Linked DNA regions of Mus musculus: all the other regions are linked to region 1. Evidence: chromatin loops called from intact Hi-C (ENCODE). Cell type or tissue: left cerebral cortex. All regions are shown on one strand. Links, peaks and the distances in the headings refer to the core of each region. The heading gives the core; the rest is flanking DNA. Region 1 overlaps Slc2a13 (solute carrier family 2 (facilitated glucose transporter), member 13). Region 2 overlaps Slc2a13 (solute carrier family 2 (facilitated glucose transporter), member 13). Region 3 overlaps Slc2a13 (solute carrier family 2 (facilitated glucose transporter), member 13). Region 4 overlaps Slc2a13 (solute carrier family 2 (facilitated glucose transporter), member 13).

Region 1 (7,793 bases), core at 1,731-6,730:
CTTGCTGCTTCTGCAGGGGTTCAAAGTTCAGGTCCAATCTTGGGAGCTCACAAATGCCTATAACTTCAGCCCCAGAGATCTGACAGCCTCTTCTGGCCTCTATAGATACCTATACACATGATACACACACACGTGTGTACATGCCTGTAAATCTTTATTAAAAGAATGGAAGACAAGATGCTAAAGTTTAAAGCTATACACACTCACAAGAAGTAGAACCAGTATGAAGAAGAATCGATGGAAGGTCACTGACAGAAGCAGAAGGAGTAATGTCAGACACAGGAAGGCACGAAATTCAAGAGCTGTCAGTCCTTAGAAAGCTCTGTACACATAAAGAACACTCTAGGAGTACAATCCTGTCCAAGACAAGAGAAAAAGGCACAAGCAATATTTATAATGATAAGACATGCAACAGACAACAGGCATTTTGACGCTCAAGATTTGAGTGCATAATGCACTTGAAGCTCCCTAAATACGTTTTGTAGAAAAAGGAGTCTAGGACCAGCTCAGAACATCTTCAAGTGTCATTTCTATTAGGCAGGCAAGACCTCGGATTCAGAAGTATGTCCACTTCTTTCAGAACAGCTGCCGCTCAGCACTGGGAAGATACCTAGTTAGGGACATGATGGACGTCTTTAATTAGCACTAGGACATCTGGTCTTCTATAACCATCCCCTCCCATCTGTAAACTGAGAGTAGCCACCATATTGAGCAAGGTGTTTCTGTAGAGGGTATCTAAGGAGTGTAAGGGTCATAGTTGAGGACAGCTAATAATAATGTAGAAATGTCCCAAACAGGTGCGTGTGTGTGTCTGTGTTGTGTGTGTGTGTGCATGTGCATGCATGTGTGATATGTCAGGAGCATTATGTAGATTAGAATAAACATCATTATCTAACTGATAAATGCATAGAAAGGTTCTCATTTATTCCTGTGCGTCTCTACATCCTCCTCCATACCTCCCAATTCTCTATCTACACAGAACCATAAATAATCCATTCTGGAATTTCAATGCTAACTAAAAATACTATTGATGAGGGACACTTTCCTAGCACAGTGGTTCGGTATTTGTTTCCTGTAACACAGCGCTTTAGCTCTGTAATTAGCAACACCAGAATAGCTGGATAGAGTCCCTCTTTGGCAGTCCATTGTTTCACAGTGTTCGTTCAGCTGAGAGAGTTTTCTCACAGCCAAGCTTTGATATAGCATGCAGCCTGTTGGCTCTGCATTCTGCCTGAACAAAATGTACTACTAAGCCTGCATCTCACACTAGGGCACTGATGTCCTTAGTGGCTTTCTCTTCCTTGGCCTGCTGCCTGGGGTTGAAAATTTCTTGTTTCATTGCTCATTGCCTCATTTTTAGTCATCATTCTTTTTTTTAATGGTTTTTCGAGACAGGGTTTCTCTTACAGCCCTGGCTGTCCTGGAACTCACTTTGTAGACCTGGCTGGCCTCGAACTCAGAAATCCGCCTGCCTCTGCCTCCCGAGTGCTGGGATTAAAGGTGTGCGCCACCACGCCCGGCTTTTTAGTCATCATTCTTGTCCAAGTAAGATGTCAGTCCATTTTTGCTTGCATTCTGTCAGAATAGCCTACTAAACAAAGTTTTTACCCACCGCTAACCTTGTGGCAGCATACCAACATGAGAACTGGTATGGCCACAACAATTCAATGACACTTATAAGGCATGACTTGACAGGACTTGATACTTGATAATTGGGATGCACCCCAGTCCAGGGGCTTCCAGGATAAAACAAAACAAAACAAAATAACAATGTAAAAGAAGAAAGAAAAAGAAAGAAGAAGAAGAGGAGGAGGAGGAGATGACATTGTCTCTGTAAGGTGCAGAGCCCTCATAGCCCTTAGAACAAAGCTCACTTCACAATAATATTGCAGAGTATCTCTAGGAATAAAAACACAGCCTCTCTCTGACAGTTGATCCTAAGTGAGGGCAAGCCTCAAATTCAGATCTCAGAGTCCAGATAGAAATGCCCCAGCAGGTATCATCTGAACTCTGGGATAACATGGCTAATGATTGCAAGGTCCCATGGGTGTTGTCCGTGCTTGGATGTCTGTGTTTGGACTCCACGTTCCATGGCTGTGGCCTGTCCTATTCAAAATGCTTAATGCTTTGGACAATGGTGAAAAAACCTCAGAGGATTTGCAGTGAGTGAGTTGGGGTTTCAAAGGAGAGGATGCAGGGTTCTAATGAGTTCATTCTAGCTTCCTTCTTATAAATATTTCCTAAGGAGGAAGAATGTGAAAGTAAACATGACAATCATACAACCTTAATTAACACATGACGTTTACCTAGGAGTTTAAAATGCTAAAGGATGTTCTAATAAAATGTAAACAAGTTATCTGGATTGCATAAAACCAAACTACAAGAAAAATACTTAAGAAGCTGATGGAAGACATTCGGCCTTTCCTCCGAGCGTCCCCTGTGTGCCAAGTCATCTCCGAGTCTGCAGTTGTGATGTAATACCACACACAGTCCAGAGCTTGCTGAGGACGAAAGCAAGTTTCCTATTATGACCTTTTGACACGATGGTTTCAAAAGATGCAACGGTTATGAATTTAGAAAAAGAAACTTACCATTAATGAAACATAGTATCTATGGATATGTGTCTATGAGATTAATAAATTGTTATTATTCACATATGGGATAAAAATCCTCCAGCAATATTCCTAATAACAGCATAATTCATAATTAAATATTGCTAGCCTAAACTTTACAGAGAAGTAAAGTGTCTGATATAGAATATCTTGATCTACTTAAAGTTATACTGCTTGGGCGTGCATTGTATGTCAGATTATGTTTTTAGATCATTAGTACTTAGTTGTCATCTATGTACAATAATTTCAGAAATCACATATCTTGAGTTATTAATTCAAGACCAAGAACATAAGAGCCTTTCATTGTAACAATTATGTATATTATGTCCTCTACTCGTTGTATTGCAAAGTACTAACAAGTAGAAAAAACGAAACATCTCTGAATAATTTATCTAATTTCCTAGTTCAAATAAGTTGTTCTAGTAAGCACTTCATATATTTTATTAAAGTAGCAATGTTCACATTGCAAAAAACATTTCTGATTTTTGCAAAAAAAAAAAAAAACCATTTTTAGACAGCCCATCTGCTTCTTCTTTTTTTTTTTTTTAACATTTTCAAGTGTCTTCTTCAGTTTGCACTGCCTTTGAAATGTAGCTTATGAGTTCTTTCTCACTGGGGAAGATTTGGCATCTGTAAGTCTGTTTTGGAAGAAGGAGAGCCAGACAGGGCTTGGATGCTATATCTCCCTTAGCATCAATTCACAGTGATGAATTGCGGCTCAGTAAGAACTGGTTCAGCAAAGCGCCCAATGACCCAAACCCAAAGGCGGCAGTGAAGACAATGGCTGAAGGTGACAGTGGGGTCTGGCTTGGAGCACATTGTCCACGCCCTACTGGAAAATTGGATTCGTATTTGTTCATTTTCATAAGTGTGGGCTTCAAACTGGCAGCATCGGTGGTAGGTGAGCACCCTTTTGGTACCTGAACCAGAGTGTGACTCCAGAACACACAGCGATGCACAGTAGAAACACGCCCACCGTCGGAAGAAAGTCCCCAGCCGGCTCCACCTTGGTGTTAACACCTGGGCCGGAAAAGTCGGCTAGAAATTTACCACATGGCTGTTTTCATTCCGTCCATTACAGCTCTCTCCAGTTCCTGGCAAGTGTGATGATTTTATTATTGCTAAAAACAGCTGCTGCTGCTCCCTGGGAAACATTTTTTTTTTTTTTTTTTTAAATTCAGCCTTATCCACATGATTTACTCTGGCCAAGTAAAAGAAAGCGGAAGCAATCTGTGTCATTTCTGAGCCAAAGTTTTAAGACCAAGGTTTTCGCCAGAATTTCACATACGCTTTCTCATCCTCCTCTAAAGTTGGCCGTGGCCCCATAGAGCAGGTACTGTGGTTATAGCGTGAAGAGAGGAGGGGCTCTCAGCTGGATGCTTTGTGTAAATCACCGTGGAATCCGAGACTTTGTTACTTGGGCATAATTTGCCCTTGCTTGGCTGATAAAGACGCACTGAATTCCACTGCTGTTTAAAGCAAGATATGTTAGATTCTGCTGTGGAAACAGCAATCCTGAGTTACAAGAGCAAGCTAATAAATAAAAAAATAAAATAAAATAAAAAATCAAGGACCGCAAAGGAAGTATTAGCAGTTATAGAAAGATAGGCGGAATTATTCTGAAGATGTTCCTGAAGGTCATAATATGGGTTTGCATACTATTGCTGTCGGGAAGAATTTTAGGTAGGGAGGAACATGAATGAATGGCTTGGGATGAGAAGGCAAAGTTCTGATGAACAAAGAATTCTCCGAAGAGCATGTACCATCCAAGACAAGGCATTTGGAAGTTCATGAATACAAGAGCTATAGCGCCTACATTTTTTTTTATTTTCTTTTTTTTAATTAGATATTTTCTTTATTTACATTTCAAATGCTATGCCGAAAGTTCCCTATACCCTCCCCCTGCCCTGCTCCCTTACCCACGCTCTCTCTCTCCCTCTTCTTGGCCCTAGTGTTCCCCTGTACTGGGGCATATAAAGTCCAATGGGCCTCTCTTTCCAATGATGGCCAACTAGGCCATCTTCTGCTACATAAGCAGCTAGAGACACGAGCTCTGGTGGTACTGGTTAGTTCATATTGTTATTCCACCTATAGGATTGCAGACCCCTTCAGCTCCTTGGGTACTTTCTCTATCTCCTCTATTGGGGGCCCTGTGTTCCATCATATAGATGACTGTGAGAATTCACTTCTATATTTGCCAGGCACTGGCATAGCCTCACAGGAGACAGCTATATCAGGGTCCTTTCAGCAAAATCTTGCTGGCATATGCAATAGTGTCTGGGTTTGGTGGCTGATTTTTAATTGGCCTACATTAAATTGGGTCTATAACAGCCCAATTTAAACTGATCACAATTATATAATACTTATACTTTATAACGTAGTGTTTCCTGAAATCATATTTGACATAATGCACATGCCATCAGAGTATGCCATTGGTTTGAACACACTAGTAGCAGACACCCAGCCACCAGTAGTGTGTCAGTGCCACGTTCAGGAAGAAATCAGAGCACTTGCCCTCGGTGCCTTTTAACCAAGAGTGAGCCCAGATGAGATTTCTCTCCTCTTCTCTCCCGGTCTTCCATCCTCTCTGTTGTATGAGTCTGAATCTGTGCCTGCCGGAACGCTATCTTGTGAACCTGCCTGAGTTTATGTGTGTCCTTCTGTGTCTGTCTGGGTATGGCTGTCTCTAGCAGAGGGCTTTACTCTTTCTTTTAGTGCACAGCACAGAAAGTGTCACATGGAAGAGAAATGAAGAAGACATGATAGAAATATTATCAGAGTTTTAGAAGGGATTAGGTCATCGTCTCCAACCGATCCCAGCTGACCAAGGCAACAACACAGCACTAGAAACACCATTGTTTCTCAAGTGATACCCAAGTGTCACGTTCAATATTTATGATGGATAGCCAACCTACTTGCTTTTTGCAGCGAGTGATGTGCATGTAAACATACATGTATTATTCAGCATCAGGAGCGTGGGAGAGCACAGCAAGATCATGGTGATGCCTTGGCTTGGGTTGTGTGCTTCGATTACACTGGAAATCCAAGACAAGGAAGGTCAGCTACTACATTGTTCTCTGAAGGTTAGATTAAACAAACATCCATAGAAGGATAGTGGTCTTAAGTAACCTCAATGTGTATGAACTCTCTCTGTGAGTCCAGAAAAAGCCTCGGTCTCTTAGAAGGGAATATTTTTATCCTATTGCATTGCTAGGAAAGTATATTTAAAAGGTGATAATTTTAGAGACGGACAATAGCATCACAGTGCATGGATAAAGTTACTGCCCTGTGGCAAATACCTTAAGATGTTATTTGCCATGTACGCTTCTTAGAAACAAAGACAATCGAGAAAGAAAATGCAAGAAAGTATGTGAGTTTAAAAAAACAGTTCTGTCTTTTATGAAGTATCATTGGTAGGTGTCTTGAGGTATAATTCTTTGGCAAATGGATGGAACTAGAAAATATCATCCTGAGTGAGGTAACCCAATCACAATAGAACACACATGGTATTCCGTCACTGATAAGTGGATATTAGCCCAACATTCTGAATACCCAAGATAAAATTCACAGACCACATGAAGCTCAAGAAGAAGGAAGACCAAAGTGTGGGTGCTTCAGTCCTTCTCAGAGCAGGGAATAAAATACTAATGGGAGGAAATACAGAGACAAAGTGTGGAGCAGAGACTGAAGGAAAGGCCATCCAGAGACTGCTTTACCTAGGGATCCATCTCATATACAGTCACCAAACTCAGACACTATTGTGGATGCCAAGAAGTGGTTGCTGACAGGAGCCTGATATAGCTGTCTCCTGAGAGGCTCTGCCAGAGCCTGACAAATACAGAGGTGGATGCTCACAGCCAACCATTGAGCTGATCACGGGGTCCTCAATGGAAGAGTTAGAGAAAGGACTGAGGAGCTGTAGGGGGTTGCAACCCCATAGGAAGAACAACAATATCAACCAACCAGCCCCCCACCCCCAGAGCTCCCAGGGACTAAACTACCAACCAAGGAGTACACATGGCTCCAGCCACATATGTAGCAGAATATTGCCTTGTCAAGCATCAATGGGAGGAGAGGCCCTTGGTCCTGTGAAGGCTCAATGTCCCAATGTAGGGGAATGCCAGGACAGGGAAGCAGCAGTGGGTGGGTGGGTGAGGGAACACCCTCATAGAAGCAGGGGGAGGAGGGATGGGATAGGGCACTTCCAGAGGGAAAATCAGGAAAAGGGATAACATTTGAAATGTAAATAAAGAAAATATTCAATAAAAGAAAAGAAAAAATGTTTATGATAAGCTATAGGACAGAATATTTCATATACTGGACACTGACTAAATTTTATGCAATTGCATGTTGTCACCTTTAAAGAATATTTTTAAATAATGTAGAATTCCTTCATCACTTTGATATAAGTCCATTACAAACTCTGAAACTCGTGTGAAAAGCATGGATTTCTTTTATATACTGTTAAGGTTCATGAGGACAGTAACAGATGCTAATCTTGGTTGAAACTATCCTAAATGCCCTGGGTATGAGGCATGAGGGCATAGGGTGCTGCATTAATGCATCCGTTTGTCAAAGCGTGCACATCATTTCGGGCGAGGTCCTGCTTTTATAAGGTACTACTTGGTTTCCTTTGTGTACAACTGAAAACTGGGGCTGGCATTCGACAATTCCCTTATTGCTTTCATGAGAACTTTGGAGACCTACTTGGCTGTGCTGGCCTCTGTTAGTTCCCGATCATCTGGCTATGACAGTCGATTCACTTACGCTCAGTAGAATCAAGGCATGAAGTCAGCATTTTATACCTCGGTAAAGCCCAGCAGTGTCTTCTACAGCCTTCCTGTGGAACAAGCTGTCATCTGGGTGAAACTTTCCAACATTCACTGAATTTAAGTTTCTGAAATATGTTTAAGAACTTTGTCATATGCTGAGCGGAGACAGGAGAGCTCCATATCAAGACTTGGAGGAGGTCAACTAGACGTACCTATGTGCTAAAGAATGAGAACCTGTTGGCAATGCCACAGGCCCACAGTCACTGTGTCACAGCTGAGCAATGGACACGTTACCAGGCCAGAGTTATTCTGTGTTACGATCTACACATAGTGATGGCTCTCGTTATGACATTTTCATTTGTGTATGTGACATATTTGTGTATATTCATACCCCACCTTCTTTGTCCCC
Region 2 (7,793 bases), core at 1,744-6,743, 64 kb before region 1:
TGTTCTGCAGGGGGCTTAAAATTACTTGAATCAATTCAGGGGTTCTATAAAAATCATTATTAGGAATTGTGAAACCGTCAATTCGTCTAAACAGCATTATTACCTGAAACTACATCTTCATATTGATTCTGCAGGAAATCTACCCAACTGAGTGGGTAAAAAATAAATAAATAAATAAAAGAAAATAATAGACTATGTCAGATATATGAGTGATACAGCCGTGGCAGGAAAGACATATCAGCAGCAAGAAGCAATCCTGGGACAGTGTCCCTGGGGTCCATGCCTCTTCAGAGTGCACAAATTGCAGCCATGAAAAAAATGGTAGGCCATCTTCAGGAAATTCACTTGCTTGCCATACCCGTTCCTGCATGGCTTCCACCAACAGATCCCATATGCTACACTATGGGCATGTGTTACCACATGTTTGATGGTGCCCAAGTTGTCACGGGTTCTAGCAGCTGTTTTCTAACTGGACTAGTGGCCTGTTCTATGAGAAGAACTGAGATCTCCTACTGTAATCCTAGGGAAAAGCACAAGGCTGAGGAGGTCATAGGCTTTCGGTGCTAACGTTCTCATGAATGAATGTGATCTGTCAAGCTGTCTTCTGGACATTTGTGCTTATGTTCATCACTGTTGATCCTAGCCTCCAGTCGTGGAAGGGACCTTTTCTTCACAATGGGTCTTACACTGCTGAGGCTGGTGGCTAGCCATGATCCTTAGTCTAAGTTACTATCTCTATGGCACAGTGGCTCAAATATTCAGCCATAGGTGGAAGAAAATAATTAGATATTTATAATCATCCTCTCCATGGCTCAGGGAGCATCATGAAGTTGTCATTAAGAATGAGGTTGGGTGCTGTGTAACAATTCTCTCAGAAATGAAACTTTTATTTCTAGAGGGACGTTCCCTAAGACTCATTATGTAAGCAAACTCAGGAAGTACCTGAAACATAAAGGATTCACAATCCTTTCCCCTATGGTTGTGTAAGTAGTAACAACTTCTGGGACTAGGAGACTCTCCAACCACCTGAGCTACCTACATGTCATGCATGGAAGTCCAGGATTGCCTTTGGGGACTGGTCACCCATGACTGGGGAGGATGCTCTCTGATGATGCAGCTGCCTGTGAGTCATAGATACTGCTATAATTAATCCCCTAGTTGTGCTCCAGTAACTGAGTCCAGTAAACTTATTGATTCACCAAATTGGATTTCACTTGAGTTGTTACTTTGGTTTGGTGTTGGTGCCCTCTCTGGAGCAAGTAGACATTTGTTCGGGTTTCCCCAGGAAAAGTTTCAAAAGTTTAAGAGCACAGCTCCTAAAAGTAAGTTTAGTGTCCGTTTCGTACCATTAAAAGTATCTTAGCGTATCATCCTCACTTAAACAATTATAATAATTGCATCTTGCTTAGATGTAATTAGTAATGTGTACGTGTGCGTCCACCTGGGTAGAGCAGAGTTTAATGGGCAAGGTCCTTTGATCCTCAGTGTATAGGATGCATCGTGTAGCTTTTTCTTTCTATGGGTGTTGTGTCAGTAGAGTTACAGAATGACCGACTTGTTTCATAATGTAATCAATGGTGCAGAGAAAAATAAAACATGGACCAGACGACAGAAGAGTCAGAAGGAGAGACCATCAGGTAGATGTTCCCTCACTAAGAACGGATCGAGGCGGTAGGCTCTGAGGAGTGGACAGCACTCCGCCTGGAGAGTTGAGAGCATGCAGGGTGCAGAAAGAAGTGCCACAATGCTAGCAGAACTCTGGGGAGGCCAGAGATGAGGGATCAAGAGAGACTACGGTGCAGTTGCTGATGTGCAGTTGGTTTTAGGGAGGATAAGGGCATCAGTTTTACACGAATTTAATTCCAATCTCCAGGGGCTGCAGTGGTCTCTCAGTAGTTAAGAGCACTGGCTGCTCTCCCAGGAGACACAGGTTACTTTTAAATACATAATAGCTTGAGAGCTGGGGCAGCCCTGGGCGCCAGGCGTGTATGAGCTGCTGTTCCTAGAAAACAGTTAACAAATGCAAAGGTAATTTATAAAGTGGCTCACGTTTCTTCCATTGTTTGTTTTCTGTCTCGTCTCATTAGTGGCATTTTACTTTGGAAGGCCATTGGGTACAGTATGGGCATACGTAATTCTAAAGTTAAGCTGGCAGTGAAGGACAGAGCTTCAGAACGGATGTGTTCACTGCAGCAGAAGCGGGTTGGTGTTAACTCATTTTCACTTTCCTTAGCACAAAAGGCACTTTCTCCGAAAAGTTATTCATGACAACATAGCAAGAGGGACATCCAATCTCTGGTCTAATGGTGTCCCGTGATGTTCTCTGCAGAGTCCTGCTCTGATGAGGCTCACCTGAGACAGCCTGTAACTTAAAGATCATCCATCACTTATTCTTCTGAAGTTGGCGTGGCTCTTGGTGTAAGATTTCTCTTTGCACCTACACTAGTGTGATACTTCTGGCTTAAAATTGTTTCTAGCTCTCAAGGGAGGATGTTTCAAGGATCCTCAGTGACAGTAGTCCTTCCTCCTTTGATGACAAAATTCAATTGGGCAGGAATAATGAGTGTTCTTTGTCTTTTGATTTAAGGTAAGTAGTCAAATCTTAATTTTTTTCTTCCATCAAAACTGGGCTGTGAATCAGAAGTTTGTTTGTTAGATGGAGTCGTTGAGCTTGTTATATCTTGTGCAATCCTCAAGTTGCGAAGTCTCCTTCCAGCGTCGGACTCCTGGAATTAGCTATTACACGGTTATTTTTAACTTAGCAATGGCCTCGGTTGTCACTTTGATGAAACAGCTTTGTTTTTATGGTTTTAAACTCTGGCACTGTTTGCCTAACACTCAAACATCCATCACTGTCTAATTTAAACCTCCCAGTGAAGCATGGCAGTAGGAAATTGCTGAGCTAAGTTTGCAAACTCTCCATACAAGTTTCTTTTTCAAAGGCATCTATCTATCTATCTATGCAGTTGACCTCTGACCTTGTGCTAGGGTGGGATTGACTCCTGAGGGTTGTGTCGGCCAATATATCCCTGTTCTGACTGCATGCACAATTGAAAAGGGCACTTGGCATTTCTTTGTTAGGCTTTTCCTGCCCTCGTTTAATGTGTGCATCAGTGAGTTGGCTGTTAATGTGAACTTGAGGTTCTGTCATAATGGAGAGCACTTTGTGACTTCAGCCCGATGCTCACACTTTCGACTGCCACTCCATACAGGTCTCTAGGAATATATTGAACAACCTTCAGATATCCAGTCTTATCTACTTTATTCTTTCATGATGTTTTAATTTTTTGAGTTATATTATAATTATATCATTTCCCCACTTCCTTTCCAAGCTCTGCCATGTACCTCTGCCTCATGCTCCCTCTCAAATTCAAGGTCACTTTTTCCTTAATTGATGTGTGTGTGTGTGTGTCTGTCTGTCTGTCTGTCTGTGTGCATGTGTGTGTCTTCACCTAAATAAATAGAGATAATCTACTTCGTCTGTATGTTGCTACTTATTGTATATTTTCAGGGCTGATTTTTTGGTGCTATGTAAACAATTGGTGTGCTTTTCCCTGGGGAAGTCTGATTTTCCTGATGTCAGCATTCCTCACCTGCCTGTAGTTCTTTGTCTAGAGGTGAGGCCTCCAGAACGTTCCCCTTCCATGTTAGCAAGTCTATTAGTGCTATCCTTGTTCAGGTCTTGTTTTGGCATTCATCTTGGTGAGACTTCATAGGTATAGCTTCCTGACATTTCTCTGATGTCTGTATTTCTGTTGTACATATATGCCCATGAATAATATATGTGTGTGTACAATATATAATCATTATATAATTTATATAATATTATATAAATATGATATATATCAAATATTTATGTGTGTATATACATATATATTTACATGTTTATGTATATGTCAAATAAAAGCAAAGAAATCCCCCTTGTAGTTAGTTATTCTTTGCTCTCCAGTTTTCACTGGATATAATTATCGCAAATCAGAAAACAAGTTGAAGTCAAGACTAAAAGCTGGAGAAACGGCTCACACGTTAAGTACACCGCCGTTATTGAAGAGTAGCCCCGTTTGGTTCTCATCACCCTCCAAAAGAGGCTCACAACTACTTATAACTCCAGTTTCAAGGCATCTAACTCCCTCGGACCTGCCAAAGCCCCTACACACATGCGATGCACATAAATTCACACAGACAGATGCATGCCCATATGTACATATAGTAAATAAGTAACCCACAATTACTGAGCCGAAATAGTGTTTGCATTTAATGACCAACAACAAAATAATTAAACTTGATAGTTCTTATAAATGGGGAGGGTATCGGAATAGCAGTGATGAGCCAAACGTCCCACAGTTAGATAAAGAGGCAGTAGCAGTTTCCGAAAAGGACAAAATGCCATTGTTATTTCGGTCTGAGTTCTTGCCAAGGCCGACATTTGCGTGTGTATCCTGCCATGTGCGGTGTTTCTGAGGAACCCATAACAAAGTATAGTGCGAGACTCGCAGCAGCTCTGTGAGATGACACTTCCAATTAAAATAGAAGTTGTTGGACATGTTTTTTTCTCCCCCCGTAGCCAGGCTCATTAAAGTCCACACGTTTTGTGTCCCCAGTTGTGGTGAATGTTTTTCTGTCACCATCCGTGAATCAGCCAGTCCTGCAGCTGTCAGATGTGTTCCGTGGCTTCCCAGGGTTGTTGATTTCCTCTGTTGTGACATATGGTGTGCAAGAGCACAGAAAAGAATAGCTACGTAATGGAAGGCAGGCACATTCATATTCACAAGCAATGTTCTCTCGGAAAAATTCAAACAGTCTCTTTTTGTGTATCAGAGCCTCACTTGGAACTCACAGGAGTCCGGATAGTGGTTATATAACCTTTGGTGGAGAAAGGACAGTAGCGGGGGTAATACTTGGTGGCGAAAAAAAACAATAGGTCCTTTTAAAAAAAAATCAGATGGAAAACTACTACTGTATCAGCTTCCTAAACTATATCAGTACATATAAGTAAAAAGAGTTAAACGGTGTTATCTGTAACAGGGTAACAGTGCCCCTACTACACAACAGGCTAACAAAAAAAAGCCCAGCTCTAGGAATAGGTTACTTCTCCTGAAACTGTTTACCAATGAAGTTCCATTGACCCACAAGCATTACAAGATATTTCTAATGCTCTTGGTTACCTTGTAGAACTTGACAGTAAGAATCTAATGCTAAAGACACCATAAACTCCATTCATGAGGTAATCAAGCTGATACCTAGAAGCTGCTGGCTACCTTCACAAGGCTTGAGGGTGCTAAGCACCATACTGGAGGAGGAGAAAAGTTAGCATTAGTCTCACCCAGCTGTGAATCCGGTAAGCTCCATTAATGGATGGCCCTGAAAGGCACACCCACTAGTACAATGTGGTCTGAGAGAAGGGGGAGGGGTAGTGGAAGATGTGGGGGAGGAGAGGATGAGGAGGGATAGTAGAGGAACTAAAACTCCCTCTTTTTAGCAAGGGAGCACTGTATTAAAGGGTCACAGCATTAGGAAGGTTGGGAGCCACTGTGTTAGAGAGATGAAGAAAGTTATCCCACAGTGCAGCTAAAGAGGAGGTTCAATTCCAGACCTGTTGGCCTAGATCCCTCTGAACTCACAGATAGGAAGTATATCATACTCACTACATTTCTGTCTTCAAAATCTTCCTACATGAATACCTGCCTGTAGTTTTAGAGTCAGTTTTGGGCTTTGATTTAATTTCTTGCACATGTTTATATCTAACATGCATGTCCAGCCTTCCTATGTCATGCTATTGTAACACTACATTGAACAGAACCATGTTTACATGTGCATATTGCATTGACATGTAATACAGTAGTCAAACCAAAGAGCTTCAAGTTCAAGGAATGTAAGAGGGAGTTATCTTTCTTACTATGTTGCTGAGAAATAAAAGGTGTATTCACTTATTAGGTGACTTTTGTTAGTGTGAGTATAAACCCCATCTTTTTGATATAATAAGCCCATCTCAGAAGGAAAAGCTTCTTTAAGATAGAACTTAGAAGCAAAGAGAAATGATTGGCAGCAGAATTCGAGAGGTTGGGAAACACCATGCATTTTGGCCCCACAGCCGTGTGTGCACAAGAAAGGGATTTTACAAAAGTCTTTCATCTCTCTGTGAAAGGGAGCATTAAATAGTTTCTTCCCTATTCTCTGTCATGCTCGAGATTTCCATGTGTGGAAAATATGTAAATATTAGTCATTCTATACCGAGTGTAATTTACCTTCACCCCCCTCAAGAGTTACTCACTATTTAATATCCTCAATTTCTTGAACAAATAATTATTGTTAGTTTTTAAATCTCATTTGGATAGCCCAAGTCTGATTAACTTAGGGCTCACACACATACAGCTGTTCAGACTATATCATCTGCCATGTACAGCTCTGCATTGCCCCATAGAATCCCCTTCCTTCTCTTCCTGCGTTTTATACACGGTCTGGTTTTGATTTTTTTTTTCTTTCCCATCCTAAAAAGTAAATCAGACTTTTGCATCCTTCCTCTTCTTTGACCAAAGTCTCTATCTGTGGGGAAGTCCTGACTGGGATATTTGAGTGGGTGCAAATGCCTTTCTGAACTTATAAATAATTGACAGGCTAAATACATACCTCTCCCTGTAAAAGCTGTAAGACGGGATGGTTTTCTTATCTTAAAGGCTCATTTATATATTGTGTAAAATGTGAAGAAAATGCTGAAAGATTATTAAAATGTAATTAATAGCTACAACCAATTAAGCATTTTTAGGAAGCCATATAATATACTAAAGCACATATAACCCTGATTTATGTTTCAATTTGCCTAATTTTCCCCATGGAATAACTTATTACATACAAAAGGAGAAAGCTAAGATACAAAAACCCCTGTTTGTGGTACACTTAGCAGGGGCGTTGAAGGAGCTTGAGGAGAACCTAGGCTAGAGAGTGGGGCCTGTTCTCCAAAAGCCAAAACACCGAACAACAACAAAAGTTAATGGTATAAAAAATAGGTAAATGTTCATTTTTATTTTCTAACGGGCACAGCAAAGCCACTTTTAAATGAGACAGCTTGTTGTCCCTCATAACTGTCATGTCTAGTTTCCTATTTGACGAGAGAGGGAAGAAAAGTTCATCATGATGAACCTTTATGGACCTTTAATTAAAAATCGTCCCAGAAGACAGCGGAACCCTGTGCTTTTAAATGCTGCTCACCTTAATACAAGTTTTAGTAACTGACTTAATAGTTGCTTGGCCTGAATAATACAACTGAGACTTCCTGCCGCCCTCTTATCCTTCTCCTCTTGGTTGCCCAGCAACAAAGTTCCAGCAGACCGAAGGGGGGGGGGGGGCTTAACTATCCTAGAAACTGGTGAAATGAAACTATTTCTTCCAGTTAAGATAAAACCTTTGGGAAATTACCTGCTGCTTTGCATACTTAGTGGGTGTTCCTGAGTATGGTGTGTGTGTGTGTGTGTGTGTGTGTGTGTGTGTGTGTGTGTGTGTGAATTTGCATATAAATGCAGTCCATATCAGGAGCAGTGAGATCCATATTTCAGCTAATCACCTTCAGATGACAGACATCATGGGTGTGGTTGAGTAGGAATTCAGGTCTGCCCTGAGCTTCAGTTCCTTCTTACAGACAGGAAATCAGCCCTGAAGCTGATGGTCTGCTTTGAGGAATGGGAGTGTGACCCAAGCAGAAGCTAAGTGGGGTAGTCTCAGGCAAAACACATATCAGCTCCTTATGGGCAAGAATAAGAAACTCTCCAGCATTGGGGATTTTTTTTTTCTTGCCACAA
Region 3 (7,793 bases), core at 2,685-7,684, 130 kb before region 1:
CACCTCTTAGTTTTTGTCTGGATGACTTGTCAATTGGGGAGGGTGGGGTATTGCAGTCTCCCACTATTTATTAATGTGTGGAGTTCAATGTGTGATTTAAGCTTTAGCAATTTTTTCACATGTGTGAGTGCTCTTGTGTTTAGGGCATATAGGTTAAGAACTGAGATATCATCTTTGTAGATCATTCCTTTGATGAATTTGAAGTATTCTCCCTGTCTGTTTCGATTAATTTTGATTTAAAGTCTATTTTATTAGATATTAGAATGGCTCTCCACCTTCCTTCTTGGGTCCTTTGCTTGGAAAACTTTTCCAGCCCTTTACTCTGAGGTAATGTCTATCTTTGATGCTTAGGTGTGTTTCCTGTATGCAGCAGAATAATAGATCCTATTTTGCCATTTGTTCTGTTAGGTTGTGTCTTTTTACTGGAGAATTGAGTCCATTGATGTTGAGAAATATTAATGACTAGAGATTGTTAATTCCTGTTACTTTTATGGTTGATAGTGGTGGTGTGTGAGTATGTTCCTTGTTTTAGAATTACCTATTTCCTGTGCTTTCTTGTGGTTATCGTCCTTTGGTTGGAGTTTTCCTTCTATATTTCTGTTTGACTGGATTTGTGAATAGATACTGTTTGAATTTGGATTTGTCTTGAAATATCTTGTTTTCTCCATCGATGGTGATTAATTTTGAGAGTTTTGCTGGTTATAGTAGTCTTGGTTGGTATCCGTGAATTTTTAGAGGTTGCAAGATATCTGACAAGGCCTTTCTAGCTTTTAGAATATGTGGGGAGAAGTTGGGTGTAATTCTGATAAGTTTGACTTTGCATTTTACCTAGCCTTTTTCCCTTGCTGTTTTTAATATTCTTTCTTTGTTCTATAGGTTTTGTGTTTTGATTATTATGTGGCAGGAAGATTTTCTTCTCTGGTCCAGTCTAATTGTTATTCTATAAGCTTGTGTGTTTATAGGCATCTCTTTCTTCCGGTTGGAAAAGTTTTCTATGATTTTGTTGAAAATATTTTCTGGGCCTTGGAGCTAAGACTCTTTACCTTTTTCTATTCCTATTATTCTTAGGCTTGATCTTTTTATGGTACCCCTGATTTCCTGGATGTTTTGTGTTAGGAATTTTTAGTTTTAACATTTTCTTTGACCGATGTATTAATTTCTTCCATTGTATCTTCTCTGTCTGAGATTCTCTCCTCCATCTGCTCTATTCTGTTGGTGATGCTTGTATCTGTTGTTCCTGTTCCCTTTGCTAGGTTTTTTCATCTCCAAGATTCTCTCAGTTTGCATTTTCTTTATTGCTACTACTTCCACTTCCAGGTCTTGTACAGTCTTATTTATTTATTTCACTTGCTTAATTGTATTTTCCTGTATTTATTTAAGAGATTTATTTGTTCCCTCTTTAAAGATCTATACCTGTTTGATTGTATTTTCCTATATTTCTTTAAAAGAGTTATCGATTTCCTCTTTAAATGTCTTTATCATCTTTATAAGATTGTATTTAAGGTCCTTTTCTTGTGCTTTGGTTGTGTTAGGGTATCCAGGGCTTACTGTAGAGTGGTAGCTATGCTCTGGAGGTGTCATATTGCCCTGGCCTTGTAATTATATTCCCTTGAGGGTCTTTAGCCATGTGGATGCCTTTGGTCCTGGGATGTTCCTTTTGTAGTAGGTATATGATGGAAGTTACAGGTAGTAGGTAGTAGGTATGTGAGTTCATGTGTTCATATGCACATGTGTGTTTACACTATACAAGTGATCACATTTTAAAGTATTACTGATGCTTGAATAATCTCATTTTGGTTATAAGTAACATTCACTGATTAATTCTACTCTTAAACTTGAGGGATATTAACTGATTAATGTTTGGTGATATGTTTACCTGTTCTTTTCCCATAGGAAGATGTTGTGGGAAATATTTTTTTAAAAACTCCAAGAACCTGCTCTCTGCCCCACCGACCTGGCCAGCCATGTACTGGCAGGCAATGGGTGACCTGTTTTTATCTCCTTGAGACTCTACCCAGCTCTCTAGGTTCCCTCTGGAGGGTCATTACCATGCCAACCCTCAGCTTTAAAGTCCCCATGACCTTTGTGGTGCACATCAGGCAAACCCATGCTTTGCCTCTGTACCTTTCCCTCTTGAACCCAGATGAGCCACTGTGTGAAGGAAAACACAACACAAACTTAGCTCAGAAATAATGGTAATTCAATCGTTGGGCACAACAATTAAAACCCTAATCTTGTAAGCCTTATTGAATCTAAATCCTCCAGTGGTGGATCTATCAGGAGACACTTGGAGTTACATCTTGTCCTCAAGCTATCCCTGTCCAAAAAGGGCCTGACTCTGTTTTGCTTCCTCTCTTCCTCTGTCCATCCCCAAAGTCCCACCTACTTGCCCAGTGATTGGCTCCTTATGCACAAGAAGTCACCTGAGTTACTCATTAGTTTTCAACCCTTCCCAGGAGAGACGAATTAGCATCAAAATGCAAGCAACCCACGGCTATTCAAAACAGGAAGATATAAGCTAATTTTCCAAGGCAGAATTGTGACTATGGGATAAAGTTGGTGGGCATTTCTTAATTTTTCTAAATTAAATATAAGAAAGAATGCAAGCCAAGAGTGAATTTCAAATGAGATTAAATCAAATTTTTATTGGCCACTGAGCTATCATGGTAAGTAGCAGAAGTCTCTGTCTTCTTCTTGTGGGCTCTGCATGGTCTATGGAATATATATTTATTCCTCTGCAAACACTTGTCTTAGCTAAGTGTGTGTAGTGTCTCCTTTACATGGTGTTTTGAAATATGAAATGAAAAATTAGCTTCACTGTTTTTACAAAAATAAAAGGGAACAGATAATAATTATTTATGTCCCTCATAAACAACACAGACTGAACATTTGTCTTCCCAGGGCCTCAGCTTTTTATCTAGAATGCAGGTGGGTAGACTTCCTTCAAAACAATGGTAGAAGGACTTGTAAGCTGACAGGCATATGCTTCCAAAGAAATAAGACATACCTCGAAAATGGGAATTTGTTGGGATATAAGTCCCTTAAGACCAAGAAGAGGACTGTAATTTAGAACCTTGCAGGAGATATTGGGAAAGTATCCTTCCTTTGTGCTTTCTCAGACTCTGCTTATTTAAATAAAACTTTTGACTTAAAGATTTCCTTAATAGATGAACCAGTAATATGACTCAGCAGGCAAGAGAGCTTAACCCCAAGTCTCATGACTTGGGTTCCATTCCTGGAAACCACATAATGCTCCTGCATGTTGTCCTCTTACCTGTACATGACACATGTCCGGCACCCATACACAATAAACAAACAAATACATGTCAACATAGTCTTGGTTTAAAGGATCTGTAGCCAATGGATTTGTGCACTCTAGATACATACTATGTTTAACATAATGCATTCAGAGTTAGACTACAAGGCAATGAACTTATCTTCTTGTTTATAAAGTGATTCTTTGAAGGAAATGTACAAGAATATAATCTACTTTTTCCATTTCTTTTTAAATGTAATTTAATCTTGTCAGAAATTTCTATCCTATCTTGATTAAAACATGTCTTTAAAAAAATCTTCTAGTATTGTTAACAAAAGTGAAACCCAAGTGCTCTCAGTTATTTTTGAAGAAAAATGCTGAAGCAAGTAACTGAATTACTTCTAGAAATTAAGTTGAGACTCATTAGTCAGGAATTCTCTAAAATATTAGATGCCAAACTTGTATTAGAAAATGATGGTTTCTTCTTACATTATTAAATGAAATGTAAATTAAACCCATATGTAGTTTTAAATCATTACATGTAGTCAAGGGTATATAACTTTGAAAAAAATCCTGATTTATAATTTCAAAAGTACTTTGTATATAATTCTTATATATGTATAAATAAAGATGTAGGATTAGCAATATGGTTCAGCAGGCCTGATAACCTGAGTTTGATCCTCAGATTCTACATGGTGGATACAAGACTTGATAATGGTAGGTTGTCCTCTGACCTGTATATGTGTGCTTTGTGCTTCCACATAAAAGAAATAAACCCAGTTTATAAAAGGAAAGATCTAAAGTGCCAACAATAGCCTGTTTAACAGTAATTTCACTTTAGATTTTAAATTTATTATATATATATATATAGTGATAGTAAATTTATTTTCTGTGATATTATTGTAAAACTAAGTTTAAAGTAAAAGAGTTATTGGATGCGACCTTTTGTCAGTTCTGTGCAATATTGGATCTACAGTGAGCACTGAGTTCACAGAGCTTCAGGATCATGCCAATCCTAGCTTCACGGTCTTTGGACAGTAGTCGTAAGACCACTAGAGAGTAGAAATGGATCCTCTTGAAGGGTAGTAACTCAGCTGAGGGATGACTGACTGGGCATATAAGGAATGCTAGTGTAGTGGGCATTTTGTCAGGGGAAGCATAAAAAGTAGCAGCTCAGCCCTGAATAAGCAGTGGCTTGGCGTAGTGTGTGGTTTATTGGCATCCTTTCTGTTTTGCTTGAAATGTTCTTGCTCATCTAAATAAGCCCTGTTAGAACAAGGTTTGCTTCCGGATGCCCACACTGCCAAATCCGAGCTATACTTAGAAAAGAAGAAGGCTTGCAAGCCATGAGGGCGTCCGGAGCACAGCACTGCTAGGGCGGTAGTGCTGGAACAATTACAGATGTAATGGGAGGTGGAGCACAGTTGTTAAAATGATGTTGACCTTGCCCTTGAGATGAGTCTGCAGAACACAGGTTTATTCATTCCGACCCAGTTTTCCAAAAATTTGCCATGTTATTTAACTACTCCTGATATAGCGAGGGTAGAAGCATCGCTGAGTCTTGGAAGAGGTTCGGTCCATTGAAATTTTTTCCTCCCTGGCTGAGAACTGAGGATGGCAGTGGCATTCAGGATAATGGAGAAAACTGGTCTGTTTAACCAGTTCCTTGATTCTGCAGGAAATTAGTCTGACATGTATGTGGAAAGGAGAGGGACTTTGGGGCCTGGGGTCATAAGAGCAGACATTGCTGCATACTTGCTTTGTACTTTTTGAAGAAATACATAGCTGCTTGGAGCCTTTATCCCCTCTTATACCACGAAGACAGACCTTCCAGGAGGAAGGGCAGTTTGTTTACATTGCTCGAGTCTCCTAGGGTGGAATGAATGTGAGTTCATGCTTAGCCTCCTCTTTTTGACCTTCTTGTTTCCTTCCTTTACCCCAGCTGTCCAACTGAAACATAGTCAGTCACTTAGCTAAAATTACTTGCGCTGTTCGCGTGGTTTTCCTTCCTGGTTCTTTGCACACCAGTGTTAACATGGGGGTGGCAGCACATGCCTGTTAGCCTGGCACATAAAAGACACCAGGATTTCCATGGTCTCAAGGCTCACATCAGTAAATAGCTCCAGACCAATCAAGGAAACAGTAAGGTCCTGTCTCAAAGTGCAAATATATATATACATACATACACACACACACACACACACACATATATATATATACATACATATATATATATATATTCATATACATATATACATATATACATACAGGTAGATAGATAGATAGAAATAGAAATAGAAATAGAAATAGAAATAGAAATAGATATAGATATAGATATAGATATAGATATAGATATAGATATAGATATAGCCGGACATGGTGGCACACGCCTTTAATCCCAGCATTTGGGAGGCAGAGGCAGGCGAATTTCGAGGCCAGCCTGGTCTATACAGAGAGTTCCAGGACAGCCAGTGCTATACAGAGACACCCTGTCTCGAAAAAAACCAATATATATATATATATATATATATATATATATATATAATTTTTAGAAAATAACATGGTATACTGTATGCAGTCTCAATGCTGTGCTAGAAAGACAGCATTGCTTTCTCCATAAGTGGATGTTATTTTCTAACACTAAGACCAGAAAGCATTAAGAGACACTAGTTAAATCTCCTGGTAGACACTAGTTTTAGATTTGGTAGGGTAGAAAGTACACAGTGAGAATATCTTAGCTAAAATGCTGCACTTACGTTTTTACTGTAGTTTAAAACCATTGCAGATTAGGAGCACTGACTTACTTTTTTATGAAAGCTCATGACTGGCCTCCATGAGTCATGGAATTTGGTAGATGCTTTTCCTGTGGTGCACTTGAGCGAAAATGTGTTGCTCGGCTCTCAGGTGATGAATTCCGGCCCGGGGTGGTTCTCGTCATGGTCTGCCTGATGAGCAGTATCTGCCATATAGACTCATGGAAGGCAAGAAATTAGGCAAGTCTTGCCTAATTTCTCTGAGTCTACCAATCTGCGTAGATACCCGATGATGGTCATAAATTATATTTGGTAAAAACTGGAGGCATGGCAGTGTGTGATGATGTGAAGCAGCAGCACTCCCTCCCACCCTCTTCTCAGATGCTTCACATGGGGGCAGATATGTCCCTGGACTGGTTCATTGCTGTCGTAAGAGGAATCTGGTGGGATTCTTTAACAATGCAGCTATTTCAGGTCCTGTATTCAGCCCTATTAGAAGACAAAAGTGAGCTCCCAAGTAAAGTTGACATTCTGACAGCAGGGCTTTTTTCTGTGACTCACATTTCTTAAGGTGGTGTCACCGTTGAAGCAAGAGCTATTGTGCTTTGTAACCTTAGCGCGGTAGGAAGCACAGTGCTTCTATCACACGTTAACTACCCAGTGCTTGCACGTAACAATGCGGTGTGACATTTATTTGCAACTCAAAATCATAGGCACATATGCATCGCTGAACATTTACTTCTGACCTAGTTTGCTTCTCTGTTGCTGTGATGAACGCCATGGCTGTAAGCAACAGAAGAAAGAAGAAAGGGTTTGTTTAAATACTACAGTTCATTGCAAGGGAAGCCAGTAGGGGTCTGTAACCACTTGATCTCTCTCGCTCTCTCTCACTCTCTCTCGCTCTCTCTCGCTCTCTCTCACTCTCTCTCGCTCTCTCTCGCTCTCTCTCGCTCTCTCTCGCTCTCTCTTGCTCTCTCTTGCTCTCTCTCGCTCTCTCTCGCTCTCTCTTGCTCTCTCTCGCTCTCGCTCCCTCTCTCGTTTTTTTGAGACAGGATTTCTCTGTATAGCCCTGGATGTCCTGGAACTCACTCTAGACCAGGCTGGCCTTAAACTCAGAAATCTACCTGCCTCTGCCTCCTAAGTGCTGGAATTAAAGGCGAGGGCCACCACTGCCCGACCCACTTGATTTCTCTATGCTTATATCTCAAATAAGTTGTATCTTCAACAGTAGGGTCCTAATATCAGGTCCTTGAGGGTATCAAGGAGCAGGGCCAATAGCCTTTGGGATCCCTATTCTCTATTAACTCAAATGAAGTAACATGCTCGTGGTTCCGAGGTACTTTGTTTTATTGAGTGGAGAATGTTTAGTGTCTAGTTGGAGTATTATCCCCCTGTCATAGTATAACTATATTAAAAACTTTAATGTATATATAAATATATACAAATAAATGTAATTCTTCTTGTTCCATTATAGCCTATTATCCCCTTATAATGCTGCATTCTCTCTCCCTTTTTTTGAGCCTCCTACTTCAATGGTTGTCACTAGCCTCTAAGTATTTGAAATGAAACACACACACACCTAAAAAGGTAATATCCACCCCTGAATTTAAATGTACCTCATTTTCATCATCCACTCATCAATTTATGGGCACTGAGGCTCATTCTTATTTAAAGCTTTCACCCCCTTGTTTGTCTCCATCTTATGTAATTTTGTTTCTTCTCTAACATTTCTGTGCTCCATCTTAGGGACTGTGGCTGGATCCTTTTCTTGTGATAGATAGCCT
Region 4 (7,793 bases), core at 385-5,384, 120 kb before region 1:
TCATATGTTTTCTACCCGCTTCTCCCTCCCTCTCACTCTTACTCTCTTCCCTTCCCTCTCCCCTTCCATTCTCCATCCCTCTTTCCCTTCCGTTCTCTCCTCCCTACCTCCAGCTTCCAGAAGTACTTTCTCCTGCTTTGACTTCTGAATCAACAGCTGCCTCTGATCCGTCTCCTTGGCTGATGCAGCACTTTCTTTCCTAGTCTCCAAACCATGGGGTGCCCCAGGGCTATCCCTTTCCTTACCCAATGGGCCCATGAACGGAATGGCCATGGCGGCTAAGATCCAGTTATGCATGGGCTCAACAACATGGATCCCAAATCCCCAAGGGTGACCTGGCTACAGCTGCTGCTGAGTGCCAAATTTTCCAACAGTAGAAACCAATACTGAGTTCCAGATATGGTGCCATTCATGGGGGGTTGAGGGTGGGGTGGGGACAGAGACCACCCAGTAACCTGTTGGCAGGTTGACTACACTAGACCTCTTCCTCGGTAGAAAGAATAGTGCTTTATCCTTAGTGGAGTAGATATTTATTCGGGTTTCGGATGTTTCCATTCCTTCGTGTATTACGACACTAAACAATTACTATATTCTTGAAACTTCTGTTGGTAGGCAGTCACTGTTAGATTAGCTGGACCACAGCCAGTAAGCCATTCTAATAAAACCCCTTTCCATATGTGTCTCTGTATCTCTACCTCTACCTCTATCTCTATCTGTATTTCTATCTGGACCTCTATCTCTGTCTGTCCATCTATCTCTCTCTCTGTCTGTCTATATAGATAGATTCATTCTCTAAGTTTATTCCTCTAGGGAACCCTAACTAATATACCTTGAGCATATTAAATGTTAGTTCTTTATTATGTTAAAACCAAATTTGATTCCTTGGTCTTTGTAACACTATTCAACTCCCTCAGACATCATTTTCATCAGTTCCTTCCCTCTTTGCATTGAAACAAAACCAAATGGGCACACACGAATATAGTAAATGGACTTTACAACAGTCCTCTAAATAGAATATTTATGAATAGTGCTTTTTAGGAAAGTGTTAGAAAAATTGTTCATCACTATTTTCTGAAAACATTTATAGTAACTTGGTGAATAATGAGTGGAAGTAATTTAGAATAGCCATGCTTCATAAGCTCTTACATATCAGACATGTTGTGTCTGTTTCTTATAAGTATCCATATATTTTAAATATATATATCACTAAGCTTTTCATTCAATAGGCATAGAATTCTGGTGTTTGGAAGGACTTTGGAGGACAGATATTTTGGATATGAGAGGTACTTAGTCACTGCTTCAGTTCTTTGTAAACTGTAGAGACAAATGATCATAAGAGACTAATTAGATCATGAGATGGACTCAATTACAGTATATGTAAGTTGTGAACAAATAGGACAGGAAAGTGAATAACTTATTATCTCTGGTAAAAATATAACTGTTAAATATCTCATGCATGCACACATACATCCATTACAAGGATGTAATCAATGAAAATGCTAAAAATGCATTTCATTATATATTTTACAGTGGTCAGGTTGAATTTTTACAAGTCAAAATAAGATTTAACATTCATAAAAATCTGTTCCAGAGCATTTGAGTGGAAACTCCAATTTTAGTCGGTATTTTAAATAGACACATCCTGACTCCCTTCACAGATTGCCATTGGCCATATGGTAGCTGCAGACATGCCCCAAAATAAAACTGCCATATGCAGATTCTAAAATACTGACCTCATCCCTAGAGAGCCATATTTATCTAGAAGTGCAGTACAAACCACATCAAGTAAAATTATGTTTTGTGCCATGCCTGGGAGATGAAAATAAAGTACCTAATGAAAAGCAATAAAAAATTAAAAATGCGAAGGAAATAACATTAGATACCCACAGACATTTAAAGTAGAGGCATCTGGTAGGATAGCTTTGGAATTCTTATTCTTGATTGGTTGCAGTACAACGACATACCAAAGCAGCGATGGGTATAGCCTGTGCTGTGCCATCAAAGTAGATTTAGTAAGCTGAATGAGTAATCAATAGGGGTGCTTGACATGGGGGTCTGTTCTCCACTGGGGTTCTGCTAGTTTGATTTTTGTTTGTTTTGAATTTAGATATACGGGCTTGTTTATGCAATAGTATTCATTTGCTCCATGATGAACTATTTCAGATACAATGATACCTCTTAGGTATCATTAGTTCACCATAAATCTTTTGGTGTGATCCTGAAGGAAATGAATGAGTCTCCCCAACCAGGAACTCTGAGCATTGCCCTTAGAGTGCAAAGGCCACTGAAATTCTTCACAGTTATTTGCATTGCTCTGTGTTAAACCTAAACCTGGTTTTTGTTTTTTGTTTTTTGTTTTTGTTTTTTTTGGCAAAACATGGAGCCTCACTAATGTCCGCCATTAGCTCTTTTAGTCAGAGTTTGTCAAAATCTATTTTCGAAATTAACTTTTTATTGAGTGGATAAATTGTAAAAATTGTTGTATTCCCATGTAGAATCACGGAGAGTTTAAGAGATTATCCAGAATGGATTGGCATTAACCAGACTCTCGCATGGCTGTCTTTGTACTTTTCAGTATTACATAATGTTAACAAGATGAGTCTTTAACCAGATGAATCTAGTAAAAAGGATCAATTCTTTGCATTAAAAACAGCATCCTAATGAAAGCTAAAAACTAATGCACTCTCGTTTATTGATGTGAGAAAACTGCATTTGGATATTGATTTATCTGAAGTATTGCTCTCTGGAGAAGGCCCACTTAAACCAAGTGCTTCGGGGCTTAAAATGTTTGGAGAGGAGATGCAGTAGCGGGGAGGGAGTTCACATCAGATGGCAGAGAACTTAACTTTAGAAAAGAAAGAATTCTACTGATTAAAAGAAAGATGCCACCGACTATTGAGCTGCAATTTGGGGGGACTCTGAGGGGTGGAGTGTGGGGTGGGTGTAGCACACATCAGAGTAAAATCTCCACATCTGAATTAGCTCTACCACTGTGGAAAGACCTTAAATTTGCTTTTCAGTTCATGCCACTGTAAACTCTGTGGTGATCATCTTAATTTGGTGTGTAATGTTTATTATGTGAACCTTGACTATAAATAATGACAGTTAAAAACGTTTGACCCAAATGTGGCTGTTCCATCGCCTACATTCCCAGGCCTGGCACCAGACTCACAGCTCATGCCCAGGCTTTTCTTGGTAAGTTTGCTCAGAACCAACCCTGTCTGTGATATCTGCATACTCCTAAGCCTAGCATTAGCTAGTCATCAACCAGGCAGCCTGAGGCAGCTCAGACCCTTACATTAGATACACAAACAGGAAAAGAATCCATATGCCCAGGTCAATCAGGAAAGCAGACATCTTATGAGAGGACAAGATAGTATGACACCCTGCCCCCAACTCATGAGTCCTATAAAAATGTTATCTTCTGAAAATTATCCATAGGAACTCTGAGACATAGAATGTTAAAGAAAGAACCATACATTTGACCAAAGAATTCAAGAAATTTAAAGAAGACATGAATAAACAACTAAATGAACTTAAAACGAATACTAAGCCTATTAATAATAACCTCAGCGTACCCATAATGTGTTTATATTGCACTAATGAGGGAAAATGTAAAGCGCGTCCCCCTTGGAGTACTTCTATCATCAGCAAATCCAGATTTGTGCTCTCTGCTTCTCTCCCCGAGCCTTTCATTGTCTCTTGTCTGTTGTATGAGTGGGAATCTGCACCCGCCTGATTCTTGTCTTGTGATCTGCGCCCCTGGGTGTCTGCATGTCCTTAACAAAGAGTGTTTGCTTTGTATTAAGCTAACAGCATAGAAAGCCTCACATGGGAGAATGAATGAAGGATTCCTTACAGAAGCCTTTAACAGGGTGTTACAAGAGAATTAAACTTCACTGACTGAAACTGACACAGGTAACAAGAAAGTAGATGCCACTGAGTAATATTCAAATGCTGCTTTCACCATTTATGATTGATACTTGTTTTATAAGGTTGCTGCTTAATAATTGTTGCTTTCAACAAATGACTACCACAACAAACACAAGCACGCACACAAGCATGTACACACACACACACACACACACACACACACACACATACACACATATGTGTGCACACATGCATGCACATCGGTGCTCAAGAGCATGGAAAAATATATAACTTAGGGTTACACCTATGTATTAGCTTAAGTTGTAAAAACTAACTACATGGGAAATTCAAGACATGGAGCATTCGTTGTTATGTTCTCTTAAAGACAGGTTAGGCAAACAGGCTCAAAACATTGTAGGATAGCAATCTTAAGTCTTACATGGCCTCAAGATAATGTTATTAATTTTGGTTGTGAGGGATAGCAAAAGTCCTAGTGTGTTAGAATGTATGACATATTTTCACAATAATGTAGCACTACAATATCTAACAAAAGACAAGCATGTATCTGAATGAAATGATGAAGACAAATCAGGATTTGAAAACACACTTCAGTAATAAGAAATATTGAAGAGGAAATTCAAGCTGAAATGAAGACATAATTGAAAAAAACTGTTTAAAAAATTCAATTAGAAAACTCTGGGAAAGCCTTACAAGTAGAATGAATTACGTAGAAAATAGAATATCAGAACTTCAATATAAATTAAAGACTTCACCACTCAAGCAATGAATATGAAAAATATTTTTAAGAGCACAAGATAGATATATGCAGGAATTGTTAGACACCATGAAAAGACCAAGTCTTTGAGTTACTGTCATTGAAGGTGAAGAATCCAAGTCAGTGGCTTAGACCTGACCTTCAGCACGATCATGGAAATATCTTAAGTTAAGGAAAGACTTGCATAGACCTACAAGAAGTACCCAGAGCACCAAGTAGACAGTGGTGAAAAAGAAACTCCCCGTAGCATATCGTTACAACTCTAAATGTGTAGAAGAAAGAGAGGTCATTGAAAGCTTCAGAAGAAAAAGCACAAAGTCATATATATAAAGGAAACCCCATTAGAGTAACATTTAGTTTCTCAGGGAAACTCTAAAAGACAGAAGAGCATAGGGAAGCGAACTTCAGGTTCTAAGACAACACAGATGCCAAACTAGATCACTGTGCCAAGTCAAACTATTGGCCATGTTTGAAGGAGAAAGAAAAAATTTCAAGGATATAAACAGACCCAAACAATCCATGTCCACCATTCCAATAGAGAATACTAGAAGCAGTCCTTCAGACTGAAGAGAGGAAGTGCCAGAGGCCAGCCCCAGCTATTCTTCTTCCTCTTGAGACAGTGGGGCTAAGACTCACAAGATATTAGGGTTGCTGTATAATAATATAGTGTTTACCTAATTTAAGTCTAAGTCACTTCGCTTCTGTAGCTGACCTGCCTGTCTGGGTTTCTCTAAGACCCAAAGCTGCACCTCATAGTATAACAGGAGGAGAAAGGGATTAAATAGCCTTTGTTCTTTCTCTCTACAGGAACTGCATGTCTTTAACTCCCAGCCTACTAGGTGACTTTGCAGGAAGAAAAAGCAACACCTTGAAAAGTGATTTTAGCCTTTACTTCTAAGTTCTTCAGTTCTCCTAAAAGTTTCTACAAAAGTGCTCCTCCAAAAAGTTCTCTCTAAAAAGTTCTCCAGAAAGTTCTGTAAGAAAGTTCTTTCCTGTTCTCTTAAAATGTACCCTCTGCTCTCTTCTTGCTGTTTACTCTTGCTCAAGTGTAACAATAATAGTACTTAATGCCTTCTCTCCCAGTGCGTTTTCTCCCAATTCCTTTACTTCTAAATTCTTCCAGAGTTCAGCTCTGTCTAAAAAGTTTTCCTCTCTCTTTGTCCTCAGCACTTATACATATTTCAGAATACACGATCACATGCTAAAAAGATCACTACAAGTTTACACATAAATTCAAATCATAAAATTGACTAAGAAGTTTACAACAGAGAATGTTTACATGTATATCCACTAAAAGCAATTATCTGGCTAAACATTCATCCTCTTTTACCTTCCCTACAGGTTCATGGAGAGTTAGAAACCATAATTTTTGTGACTAATTTATTAGTGAAGTTTTGTATAGATAAACCCAGTCAATATTTTATCTTCTATCCTTGCACATATAGTAAATCCTTAGTTCCCTTTTTATGACCCTTGGTTAATTGTTTTATAACTTCTTGAAATGTGCTCTGGGTTGTAGATGCCTGCTTGCTATCTCAGAAGCAACTAACTCCTGACACTTGAAGACTGGAAGAGTTCTCATTGTAGTTTTGGCATCAGAAAGGACTTAATAGCAGTCCTATTAAAAAAAGAGCTTAGTAAATACTAATATAATTTTAGGAACTCTCACAGGATCAACATCAAGAATTAAGAAATTATCTATTTGTCTATGTAGCCTCTCTATAAGACAGTGCATCTTTGTTGTTCTTCAGAGACCTGCTCATAAGTGTATGCTAATACATATACTAATAATAGATAATTACTCTTAATGGATATGCATAGCATATTCCTGCTATTAACATGATTTTCCTATATGTAGAAATCTTTCCTAAAATGAAATCCTTCTTGCCTTGTCTTAAAAATCCATCATTAACTTTAGTCCATGGCAGAACCATCTCAGGAAGATCAATTGCTAGTTTTTAGCTTCTCCTTGATGGCTCCCAGCAAGGAATAAGCCTAGCCAAGAGACTATAGGGGAAAAAAAAGATGAACAAACAAACAAACAAAACAAATGAAGCCATAATTACAGAAACACAAAATAGGACCATGGACACAAACATTAAAGAAAAGGATAGAAATGAATATATACATTTCAATAACTTTAGATATTAGTAGGCTCATTGCCTTAATAAAAAGACACAGGCTATTTGAATAAAGAAAAAAATCTATCTTTCTGTGGTCTTCAAAAGTTTTATCTTACCTTCAAAAAAAGCAACACTTTAAAGTGAAATGAAAGTAGTCCAAGCCCACAGAACCAGAGAGCAATCCAGTGTTGTTGTGCTAAAGTCTGATGAAATAGACTTGAAACTAAACTCAATTTGAATAGATGAGCAACTACACATAATTTAAGTCTAATCAAAGAAATAATTAACCAAGGAGACATTACTATTCTAAGCATATAAGCACCAAACTCTTGTGCACTCAAGTTCATAAGAGGCTTAATAAAGAACTTAAAGTCTCAGATTAAACTCAGCCCCAGTAATAATAAAGACTGATAGACAGAAAGTTAAAAGAAAAATGTTTCAAAATTAAGTGACATTGTATATCAAATGGTCTTAGGTATTGGCAAACAATTCTACTTGATATACGTTCTCCTTGAGAGTACATGGAAAACTTTCTTAAATAGAATTCATACCACAACACAAAATCAGCCTTCACATATTCAAAAATACTAACGACAATCCAATAAAGTTTAGAATCACCAACGAAATCAAATCTCCACTAATTATATAAACTCACAGAGACAACACATTACTAAATGATGAATGGGTTAAAGAAGAAATCAAGAAAGAAAAAATTTTAAATCCTGTAATTAAATAAAGATGGGAAACAACAAAATCTTTGAGATACATTAAAAACAGTCCTAAAAGGAAAACTTTGACTCAAACAAAACAAAAGAAAACAACAACAAAAAACCCAGAAAGAGTACAAATAAAGGACTTAATGAGTCATTTTGAGAGTTTTTCAAAACAAGATAAACCAAAGCCACATCCAGTAGACAGGAATGAATAACAAAAATCAGAACATAAATTAATTAAAAAAAAACTCAGGGAATCACAAATATTGGAACTGGTTTCTTAAGAAGATAAATAGGATTGAATGACTG

What was found. Hi-C counts contacts between places; a loop is a spot of excess contacts. Peaks named below come from ENCODE experiments on the same cell type or tissue, not always from the same donor. Only the 100,000 strongest peaks of a DNase experiment are listed, where the experiment ranks them.
Region 2: a loop joins it to region 1, with 4 times the contacts of the local background. A loop is called at or near these places in 4 of 42 quality-filtered maps.
Region 3: a loop joins it to region 1, with 8 times the contacts of the local background. A loop is called at or near these places in 3 of 42 quality-filtered maps.
Region 4: it touches region 1 in a loop (9-fold over the local background); 3 of 42 quality-filtered maps call a loop at or near these places.

Annotation. Positions count from the first base shown.
Region 1 is chr15:91,310,590-91,318,382 of GRCm38, reverse strand. The region is part of intron 7 of Slc2a13 (solute carrier family 2 (facilitated glucose transporter), member 13); the gene reads left to right. Among named protein-coding and RNA genes, the nearest start is that of CN725425, 120 kb to the right of the region's middle. In left cerebral cortex, for the core only: no CTCF peak of the experiment used is centred there; DNase peaks (open chromatin) are centred at 3,302 and 3,763; H3K4me3 peaks cover 188 bases; H3K27ac peaks cover 1,035 bases.
Region 2 is chr15:91,374,131-91,381,923 of GRCm38, reverse strand. The region is part of intron 4 of Slc2a13 (solute carrier family 2 (facilitated glucose transporter), member 13); the gene reads left to right. Among named protein-coding and RNA genes, the nearest start is that of CN725425, 180 kb to the right of the region's middle. In left cerebral cortex, for the core only: no CTCF peak of the experiment used is centred there; DNase peaks (open chromatin) are centred at 2,170 and 4,596; H3K4me3 peaks cover 527 bases.
Region 3 is chr15:91,442,336-91,450,128 of GRCm38, reverse strand. All of the region lies in intron 3 of Slc2a13 (solute carrier family 2 (facilitated glucose transporter), member 13), which reads left to right. Among named protein-coding and RNA genes, the nearest start is that of Slc2a13, 130 kb to the left of the region's middle. In left cerebral cortex, for the core only: no CTCF peak of the experiment used is centred there; DNase peaks (open chromatin) are centred at 4,544, 5,216 and 6,391; H3K27ac peaks cover 1,952 bases.
Region 4 is chr15:91,433,979-91,441,771 of GRCm38, reverse strand. All of the region lies in intron 3 of Slc2a13 (solute carrier family 2 (facilitated glucose transporter), member 13), which reads left to right. Among named protein-coding and RNA genes, the nearest start is that of Slc2a13, 140 kb to the left of the region's middle. In left cerebral cortex, for the core only: no CTCF peak of the experiment used is centred there; DNase peaks (open chromatin) are centred at 1,693, 2,910 and 3,165; H3K27ac peaks cover 1,371 bases.